Regions from separate parts of the Homo sapiens genome. Here region 2 is linked to region 1. A link is a loop called in an ENCODE intact Hi-C map of the cell type or tissue named here. Cell type or tissue: transverse colon. All regions are shown on one strand. Each heading gives the region's core, and the rest is flanking DNA. Links, peaks and the distances in the headings are about the cores only.

What was found. A loop is a pair of places that touch in the nucleus more often than their neighbours do. Peaks named below come from ENCODE experiments on the same cell type or tissue, not always from the same donor. Only the 100,000 strongest peaks of a DNase experiment are listed, where the experiment ranks them.
Region 2: a loop joins it to region 1, with 5 times the contacts of the local background. A loop is called at or near these places in 2 of 110 quality-filtered maps.

Annotation. Positions count from the first base shown.
Region 1 is chr15:33,090,396-33,095,776 of GRCh38, forward strand. All of the region lies in intron 4 of FMN1 (formin 1), which reads right to left. Among named protein-coding and RNA genes, the nearest start is that of FMN1, 100 kb to the right of the region's middle. In transverse colon, for the core only: no CTCF peak of the experiment used is centred there; a DNase peak (open chromatin) is centred at 2,116; H3K27ac peaks cover 658 bases.
Region 2 is chr15:33,152,266-33,157,646 of GRCh38, forward strand. It overlaps FMN1 (formin 1), which reads right to left. Exons shown (of 21, transcript NM_001277313.2): 4 at 783-2,780. The coding sequence starts at 2,649. Among named protein-coding and RNA genes, the nearest start is that of FMN1, 40 kb to the right of the region's middle. In transverse colon, for the core only: no CTCF peak of the experiment used is centred there; a DNase peak (open chromatin) is centred at 2,709; H3K4me3 peaks cover 1,790 bases; H3K27ac peaks cover 2,332 bases.

The sequences.
Region 1 (5,381 bases), core at 98-5,097:
AACAGCTAAGGTTTGGCTGTTGTTTGCCTGTTTGGTTTATTAGTTTTCAATCACACTTCAGAATGATGCAGGTCACAGTGTGTCTATAGTTGCCCTCTAGCAGGCTGTCCACAAAACACCTTTCTGCAACCACTGAGAAAAATGAGAGTCCAGGGCTTCCCCAGTCTATGTTCCCCCTGCAGACACAGTTGTCTAGAAGAGTATACCCAGGCTCTTCCTTCATCTCGGTCAGATCCCTTAGAACAAAGTGCCTTTCCACTCAATCCCCTTGCTACCCACTGTCTACAGACAGTCTTCTGGCCTTTCATTTAGGGTCTCACATGCTTTAGAGTGACCCACTTCTAGTCTCAAGACATAGGAATGAACTAATGCCTAAAGGAACCTCAGGGAGAAGGCACTCTGCTTAGCACCTTTGCTTTATGCTCATGTTGACTCTGAGGAAGATAGTACTGCTTATATTTTAACAGATGAAGAAATTAAAGCTCAGACCTCCTTTGACTTCTATTTATATGGCTCATCCTCCTCCTGGACTATTTCTATTCACCTTTGGCATAAATTTTTTAAAATTTACAGTATACTCTCACTGTACTACCTCATCTTCCAAGATGTTTTGGTTACTAATCACATCCCTCATTTTAAATCCCTCCACCTTTCATTTTTCTTTTGAAGTAGCTGCTGGCTTTGGGTAAAGTTTGCACAGAATAATAAAACAATATAAAACATAACATATATAATATGTATCACAAAACACAATGTACAACACCTGAGGTAAGACATTTGTATCATCAGAGGCACATTGTCTGGTGAGTGTAAGTTCATCATTTAGGTACAAGAGAGTGAAACATTCCCATAACAACAAGGATTTGGGGTCCTTGAAACACACATGCATGCATATTTATGCAAACACACATGCAAACCCCTCACACACCTGCAGTGGCTATCCAATACTGCATTAATGAGGTGAGGTGTGCAATCCAATTCACTCTCTACGCAGAGCAAAAACAATGTCAAGGTGAAAGTTATCTTCTTTCTGGAAATGGTTTTAGTTTTAAAGAGTTAATTTCTGATACCTAAGGTTTAACCAGACAATATCCCTATGAAGGAAACATGCAAGGTAAAACCATGATGCATAATAATTTTGGCAAGAATCATTTGGACAGAAAAGGACCATAAGTAACATAAAACTGAAATAAGTAACATAAAACCATTATTCTCAAAAGTCTGACAAAGTAGGTTAGGACAAATGACAAAGTCAACATTCTGACGACCACAATGTATTTATAAAATAATTTGGGAATGGAGAGTTTTAGTAATACAAACAACTTTTTTTCAGTCAAAAATAAAGCACGTCTGTATTTATTAAAATGGGTAATACCCAAGCTAGTCTCTCCAGCTGAATAAATTTAATAAAAAGAGAAAAAAATCATCTGAAATTAGATAAATATATTCTGTCAAAACAGTCAACTGTCATTTAATTTTCCGACACAAATAGATTTGGGGGTGTTAGATCTTTAGAGAATATTTTGTGAAAAACTGAATCAGTCTTATCAGTTTAAACATGTCTTTCCTTTTCATGTGCATACTACAAACCTGTTTTGTACTCAGTATTAGTTATTTTGTTCCTCAAAGACATTTCAACAGTTTGATCGATCACACATACACACACAGGTTATCTGTACAGCTGACCACGGTTAATACAACGTACAGCACAGTCACAGTAAAGGTAGGGTGACTTACCTTGGAACCACTTTGAAAGTCTGTGCTTTTCAAAGCCATTCACATGATGAGCTGCACTTCCTGATGCTAACCTACAACATCAGACTGAGGTTTTGCTGTCAATTATCAAAACAACAGAAGCAGACAGAATGCAAAGGTAATAATATGCCATTTAAAACAGGAGGCAGTGTCCACAGCTCATCTTTCCAAAATAGAATCAGTCTGTCTAGCAGGGGTACATTGGATTATTGTTCCCACTGTTTCACTCCCTCCCTGCAATATGATCACGCACCCACGGCCTTTTCTGGTCTATTTCCCCTGCCACGTGACTTCCTTTGGCCATCTGAATGTAAACAATGTGACAGTGTGCCAATTAAGGCTGTAAGACGCACGGTGTGTTTTCATGCCCCGCCCTGTGCTTCTGCCCTCACCATGAGACGAACATGGTCCTCGGGAGCTTCGAATGAGACGTGGAACATCTGTCCCAGGCACAGTCCTGCAAGCCTGGAGCCAAGCTCAGTCAAACCCAGGCCCAATCGAGTGAACCTTAGCCAACTCCCAGGCCAGTACGTAAAAACAATACATATTTATTATAAGCCACTGAGATTTGAGGCCTATTTGTTGAAATAGTTGCCTCATACACTATCATGTCTGCTCCCACTAGAAGCACTGTAATTATTAAAGACATTAAACCTTTTCAGCTGAGGGCTTAAACACAACAGTGTTTTTGTTTTGTAACTTGTACTGAAAAAAATTATTCAATGCACTGCAAGGATCTGAAAAATCAAGTGAAAAACTCATGGCACACCCATTTACTCATTCATACCAAGATTCATGCACAAACTACATTTTATTAAAAAGTTATTTACCAGATATTGTCTTTAATCGTCTAAGAATATACATATAAAAATATACCAATTTCCTAAAGGAAGTCTGTGAACATACTATATAACCAGCAGATCTGGACAAAAGTCCCTAAGGGACAAAATTACAGTGCCTTTTAAGCTGTTTCCTCTAATTCTCCCATCATACCAAGCCCTCACTTGACAGCAATGACGAAGTGGTTATGCATCCAGAAAGAGGAGAGAAAAAACAAAAACCCTAAGCTTAAAACTCTCCTCAGTTTTAGCTCCTGTGTTGTAGTGCCCAAGGCACTACATAAAATAAACCCTAAGAGGTAAAGTTTTCTCAGCCGTGAATATCAGAACTGATATGTACAGGTAGACATATCTTCCATTATGTTATTCAAACGTGTACTTACCAGCAAGAAAGACAGCAATCTAGATGTACAGCTAATGGAAAGTGACACTGCTAAGTGCTTGTGGAGTGGATGTGTGGCTGTGTGTGTAATCACTCATGTCTGTATCTAAGAAGACAGAGCTGTGGCAAAAGTATAGTCTCATGGCTGGTATCTGTCAATTAGAGATCAATGCTCACTAATGCAACTGCCCCCATTTTCATTCTCAGCAGTGTTAAATGACACAATGTCACCAAACCACCTAGGTAGATACAATTCTGAGAAGGTGTGGTATCTATCCACCCCAGCCTCTAACTCCTCACTGGGAAGTATGTGGGGAGAGAAATGATGAATGAGCAAAGATGGACAGGCGGAAGGTGTGGCCAGGCAGAGAAAGGCTGATGGCAAATCAAAAAGTAGCAGAGAGTGGGGAGCAAGCTCTGTAAGTCTGAACATTGATGAGGAAAGCATCCATAGCCATCAGGCAACTGCAATGTAGTTTGCATTTCTAAAATCATGCTTAAATTCAAATAAAATAAAACAAATTTACAGTTGGAAAGAATCTTGTATATCTCCCCACCTACATGCTCATTTTATAGTTGAGAGAACCAAAACCCATGAAGATTGCAGTATTTCCAACATGCCCAGCTAGCAGCAAAGGCAGAACTAAAATCTAAGTTCTTTATGCTATTTAGAGAAAGATATTATTGCCAGTCTCCAGATGAGAATATTGAGGGCTAAGAGAGAAGCAGACGTGAACAAGTTAAGAGCGTGGGTACAGGGCTTTAACATGTGGGCTAAATTCCTGGCTGTGACCTTTACTAATTATTTGACCTTGGTGAAGTTACCAAAACTCCCTGAGTCTTTTTCCCTCATCAATAAAATGAAGATAATAAGAATATGTCTGATATTGAACTAGGCTCACAATTATTTTCTTTCAGAAGACTTTTCCTGGGCTGGGGGATAGATAGATTTGATGGGAGAAGCAAGTAATTTCCTGTTTTAAGTAAAGAACTCTATATACAATGAGGGCATATCCAACATCACACAGTCATGTGAAAGGCTATTTTTCTTTTGTCAGAGAAGATAAGGAGAATAACAATAAAGCTTATAAGAATTCAGTTGCACTGCAGTGCAGCAGATCCTAAATCTGTTCATGTTCCAAAAATAGAATTCACGTCATCAAATGCAACAGCTCCAAGTAAGTGGCTGATCATCTCTGGAAACAACAGCTCCTCAGGGTCGTTCATAGATACCCTATGATACTCCTTCCCAGAAAGTCAAACATAGGAGCCTAGAGCCATGAATGGAACTATTTATAGTCATGCCTTTAAATGAAATAGCATTTTAAGGAAGTATATAAATATCTCTTTGATTATTTTATTAACCTCCTTCCACGGTTTTCTCCTGTGAAGAATACTAGTTGAGGGATGTGTATTACTCAGACTAGGAAACTTATGTGTGGCCATAGTTACACTGGATATTTTAACACTTGAAAAACAGGGGCACAGATGATGCTAACAATGGATAGAGCACCTAGGTAAGTCCTGATGCAGAAAAGATCAAGGAAAGAACAAATTTAGGAGATTGTAGGATTCACTGAGACATTAAAAGCCTCCGTCTACTCCCAGATAATAAATGCTCAAAACATTAGATGTTAGTACTTCAAATACTTAAGTGATCAAAAAATTTTAGTATGTTTGGTTATAAAGAATATGACCGGGTGCAGTGGCCCACCCCTGTAATTCCAGCACTTTGGGAAGCTGAGGTGGGCAGATCACTAGAGGTCAGGAGTTTGAGACCAGCCTGGCCAACATGGCAAAACCCCATCTCTACTGAAAATACAAAAAGTAACTGGGTGTGGTGGGTGGTGCCTGTAATCCCAGCTACTTGGAAGGCTGAGGCACAAGAATTGCTTGAACCCGGGAGGCAGAGGTTGCAGTGAGCCGAGATTGTGCCACTGCACTCCAGCCTGGGCAACAGAGTAAGACTGTCTCAAAAAAAACAAAAAGAAAAAAGAAAGAATATACTTGCTTGTTAACAAAAAACATGTATATATATTTTTGAGATGGAGTCTCACTGTGTCACCCAGGCTGGAGTGCAGTGGTATGATTACAACTCACTGTAGCCTTGGCCTCCTGTGCTCAGCAATCCTCCTGCCTCGGCCTCCCAAGTAGCTGGGACAACAGGTGTGCACCACCACACAAGGCTAGTTTTTAATTTTTTTTTGTAGAGATAGACTCTTGCTGTGTTGCCTCAAGTGATCCTACCACCTTGGCCTCTCAAAGTGTTGCGATTACAGGCATAAGTCATTGTGCCTGGCCCCAAAAATATTATTGAAGAATAAGAATGCAAAAAAAAGTCATATGGCATTCATTACAAGTAAATTTGAATAACATTTTCCCTTTTATGTCACATTATTCCAATT
Region 2 (5,381 bases), core at 248-5,247, 62 kb after region 1:
TATTTTCATGTAACATTTTAAATCACATTAAGTATGTAAGTCAAATGAGCTCTTTAGCACCTTTTACATAAGAAATGATGCTATACCAGTAACAGTAACAACCCATAAGTAAAAGATACCTACGGAATAAAGTCAATTTGTGCTTATTTGGGAAATTTAAAAACTGTAAAAAAAGAAAACTTTGAACCAAGTTTCTTCAAATTAGACTGAATTCCTTCCTGTTCTGTTAAAACACAAAAGTTTTTGTCATAAAATAATAGCACTTATCGAGATGATTACTAAAAACAAACAAACAAAAACCTCTAACTACAGACATAAGTGAAGACACAGCGTACTTTTGCACTTCTGCTTAGAGAATCCCTAGAATGACTCCAGCAGCATGAATGGCAGAATTTAGGTCAAGAGGCCAATTACCCAGTGTTACCATCAAAGGCAGGGACAAGTTACCACTTCTCTCTGCCTGTTCCTGTTTTCCTTTGAGAGTCACTGTTACGCAACCACAGAAGTAACTTTAGAGGATGCCAAAAAAAAAAAAAAAGAAAGAAATAAAAGACATTCACAAAGTCCTGGAAGCAACTATACCTCTGAACCACTAGGTCAAAACCATCCTAATCATCTCCACACCCCGCTGTTCCACTCCCCGTTTTCTTGCTACAAAGTGAAGTAATAGGCCTAGGAATTTTGGTCCATTGTTAATCAGTCAGTTTCTAAGTAGCACAGGCAGACTGATAGTTCCCCAATCAGCCAAGAATAGATTCAAAGCATCTTAAACAGAGACTAACCTGGAGGTGACTGGTGCTGGGGCTCAGCTGTGGTCTTCCCTGGCCCCAAGCTCTTTTCCAAAGTTTCCCCAGGCACCAACCGAGGTTGGCCTGCTCTGAGGAAGGCCGGGCTGGCTCCTTTGGTCTCCGTGACCTTTGCAGAGGATGGTGGCTCCAAGGTGTCAGCAGAGACGCACCCAGAGAAGACACGGCTCTTTCTACAAGGAGAGTCATTAAGAGCAGCTTCCCTCTCACCAGGCAATGCAGGGAGCCGGAGGATCCTGTGATGCTGCTGAGGGCTGGGGAGCCTTGGAGACAGAGGCGAGGGAACAGGTGACGTCTGTTTGTGTGTGCTGGACTGCGAGGCTGAATTATTAAACACCTTGCCAAGAGCTGCCGGTGCTGGTGGGGATGGCTTCTTCTTATCACCTCTGGGTTGTGAGGAGTCAGGACCTACTTTGTGGGGCAGATCCAGAAACAAGGACTTGTGGCCACCAAGGGGCAACCCGGCTCTCCTCTTGTTTCTCGTTTCTGGGCGAGTGTGAGGGACACTCGTGTGGACAGGGAAGCCCAGTCTTTTCCCCTCAGGGGCTTCATCTAACTTCTCACTCTCTATCACCTTCAGGGGGACCTTGTTCACGGCCCCCTCGGCACTGGCCGACACACTAGAAATGGAGGCTGTTTCCCCGGCTGGCGACTGCGATGACCTATCCCCTTGCCGCTCCTTGCCCTGCCGCCTGGAGCCATGAGCCCCAGCCTCAGCTCCCGGGAGGGTGAGCAAGTCGGCTTTGGGTACAAACTCAGCGTGGGCTGCTGGGCGAATGGCAATCGTCTCCTTACCCTTAGAATGCGTTTTAACTACTCTTTGTACCTGGGAGGACAGGTCCTGAACTTTGGCCACCACTTTGGAGACAGGTTTCTGCTTGCAAGTCCGCTTAGCCGGCTTCTCCATCTCATCCTTTTCTGCCTCTGGATGCTTCTCAGGGTCCTGGTGACTTTCAGACAAACCTGTTTGCTGATGCTCCAGCCCGCTCGGCGGCCTCCGAATGCCATCCCCTCCTGCCTCTGTGGAGCTGCAGTCAGGGGGCAGCACTTCTCTTCCAAGCCCAGTGTCCTTGAAAGCCGTCTCAAAGCTCCCAAAGCCAAGGTCTGTGTCTGGCGTCTTGGGAATATCTGGGGGGCAGCTCTCTCTCCTCTGCAGGGAGCAGGCAAGTGCCCCATTCGGGAGCAGATTTCCTTTCTCCTCTAGTACCCAAAGGTTAGGCCTTGTTCTAGAAAGAGGAAGGGAGTGGCTGGAACAGATCTTGTCCTTGCCCATCAGAGGAGCTGATTCTCGGCCTCCACGCCCTTTTCTTTTGGTCCTCTTCTGTGGAAGGGCCCCAAAGCTCTCTCTCCTTCCACTAGACCTCCGAGGCTTTTTGTTCCCGTGGGTGCTCCTCTTATTGAGAGGGCCCACGGGGAGCTCTCCCTGCCAGTCACCAGCACTCTGGAAACAGTCATCCTCGGGGGCCAGGCTCACGGACAGCTCTTGCAGCTTCCCCTCCTGGTTCCCCATCGTGATCCCCAGGATGTGGTCTGAGCTCAGGAGATTGGTTAGCAGTCTCTCCCTCTCTGTTGTGAGTTTGTACAGCTCAGTTAGAATGTCTTTCGTGGGAGTCTGCTTGAAAAATATGTCGCCTGGATGTTCGTCCGGCTCCTGGCTGAGGCTGATGATGTCTGACTCCTCCCTGACTTGGTAGCAGTTATGAAAACCTTTATTGGATCTGTCTAGAGTTACAGTGCCCTTGTATGAAAATCCTCTGACTTCCCCCTTTGGAAGACAGAAGCTGATGTAGCAGAGTTCCGTAATGGGCTTATGCAATTGGAGGGTACAATGAGTGCCTTCCATTATGCCTACCTAATTATTCATGCCTTGGAGATGCCGGTTTGTGGTCAGGCTTCCCAGGCTCCAGTGGTGAGGCATGTGATGGTGGCTATGCAGAGAAAGCAGCTGACAGTCATCTCCAGCAATGAGACTGCCTGTTAGAGGAACAGGGGAAGAAAGCAGCTTGTCTAACAGAGTGCATAAATCACACACCAACATAAAATCAAAGCATAACCATGACTTATCCTTCCTCTGTGGCTGACCTCAACAACTCAAGGAATCAGACAACAGCCAGATTTCAATCTCTTCCTCACTCCCACCCTACTCCTGATCAGTAGAACTTTTGTATAACTGAGAGATGGGAAAGTCCTCTCATTTCACCCCCAGGACAAAAGTTCCCTTTCCCTACATGGGGACTCACTGTGCAGCCTGGATCAGGTCTCTCAACTTCTCTAGACCTTGGTTTATGTTCTTCTGTAAAATAGAGCTATCATAACTCCCAGAAGTCCTTATCTAGGGGGCTTTGAGATCCTTAGAAAACACAGCCATTTTCATAACTCATATTTGGAATATTACTTTGCAAAGGTAGATCGATCAAGCCTTTTTACCCTCTAAAAACCACCTTCAAGATCTGAGCTCAAATTATCGATTCAACTTAAAACACAATGTGAGGAAAGATCTTAGGCCCCAAATTTGGTGTCAACAGTAAAAATTTCAATGTAAAAGTTTAAAATTTAAATAACTCAAGTCTTAATCAAGTTTTGCTGTTTTCTTTTTTATTTATTTTTTGTTGTTGTATTGCCTTCTTTTTTCCTTCCTGTTGTCTATTCGAAGCCAAATGGAATGACAGAGGAACAGCAAAAAATCTATAAGGAACGGCTGGCCCTGTACAGATTTTTCAATGATGTCACCACAGAAACGGCTGAAATGTCACATAATTAGTGAAGGTGGCTGCTTCCTTGTGTGATATGAGGGACCTCAGAAATGTCTCTGTGGCTACCATCCCCACACACAAACTCTATATTTCTAGTTTCTTAAGCTATTGCCCAGTCTTCAAGCCTTCCTTGCTTAAAACAAGCACCGCCCACACCCTGGGAATGATAACACAATAACTATTCATTAGCCCTTGATATCTTTAGTGAATTATTTTCCTCAGGTTTTTTCTAACTGCTTCTAAATAGCAAAAAAGCTACATAAAAGTATATTTTGAGTGAAGGAAGAGAGAAAGGAGGAAGAGTCTGGTAAAAGTAACTCCTTGAGGAAGAGAGTGATAAAATGACAGTTATGAAAATTGCAGATATCTGGTCAAACCAGAATGCCAGGAGACCAGGAGAGGCCTTGCCTCTTTCACAATTGTATATGGGGCTGTTCTCACTCAAGTAGTTTTTTTTTTTTTTTTTTTTTTTTTTAGATGGGTTCTTGCTCTGTCGCTTAGGCTGGAGTACAGTGGTGCAAACATGGCTCACTGCCGTCTCAACATCCTAGGCTCAAGTGATCCTCCTGCCTCAGCCTCCCGAATAGGTGGGACTACAGGCACGTGCCACCACCACCCAGCTAGTTTTTTTGTATTTTTTTTTTTTGTAGAAACAGCCTTTTGCCATGTTTCCCAGGGTGGTCTGGAAATCTTGGACTCAAGCGATCCTCCCACTTCAGCTTCTCAGAGTGCTGGGATTATAGGTGTGAGCCACTGCTCCCGGCCGTATTTTTAAAACTTTTCTAAAATGCTTATTGCTAGCATTTTCTAAAGATGCACATGTGTAGGGATACTTAATAATTATTGGTAAAAACTCGCTGCATGTGTCCAAGAACTCACTTAGGAGGTAGTCTCTTATTGTGTAATTTATAATAATCAGTAATAAAAGCAATTGCAAAGCTGTCAATATCCGCTGAGCACTAAGCATTAGGAGTTCAATTAATGAATTCTCAGACAAACTGAAGGGAAGCAGCAGATGAGCTATGCTGAGTTTTGGAAAAATAGAATGCTCTCCTCTCTCTTCAAGCATCATTTTCCTCTAGCTGTTCTCATCTCCTCAATTCCCATGGATTAGGAGTAGTGTGTGATGTTGGGGGAGGAGTGTTAAAAATTTTCAGAATTGGCTGGGTATGGTGGCTCACGCCTGTAATCCCAGCACTTTGGGAGGCCGAGGTGGGCAGATCACCAGGTCAGGAGATCGACACCAGCCTGGCCAACATGGTAAACCCCGTCTCTACTAAAAATACAAAAATTAGCTGTGTGTGGTGGTGCATGCCTATAATCCTAGCTACTCAGGAGGCCGAGGCACGAGAATCCCTTGAACCCAGGAGGCCAAGGTTGCAGTGAGCTGACATCGCGCCACTGCACTCCAGCCTGGTGACAGAGTGAGACTCCATCTCAAAAAAAAAAAAAAAAAATTCAGAATCTGTTCAAAGTCACAGTTTATGCTGTAATTTCAAATAGGAATATGACTGCGTATTCTATTCCCTAAGAGAGGGAATTTGTATATACTGAGCACATATACACTTATATTTTCATTTTGTTATCTCATGGAATCAGTACATCTCCATTTTACAGATGAGGAAACTGAAATTCAGAGATAAAGGAATTTGTCTAAGGGAATATGGCTCAGAATATGCAAGTTTCAAACCCAGATCTCTCTCACTACATTGCTTCATAGGTCATGTTGCTCTTCACCTACTGCCTTCTACTAACAAACTGGTTTTCCATCTAATTTGAATAGAGGAGTTTTTTTTGTTGTTTTCTGTTTTTTGTTTTTTTG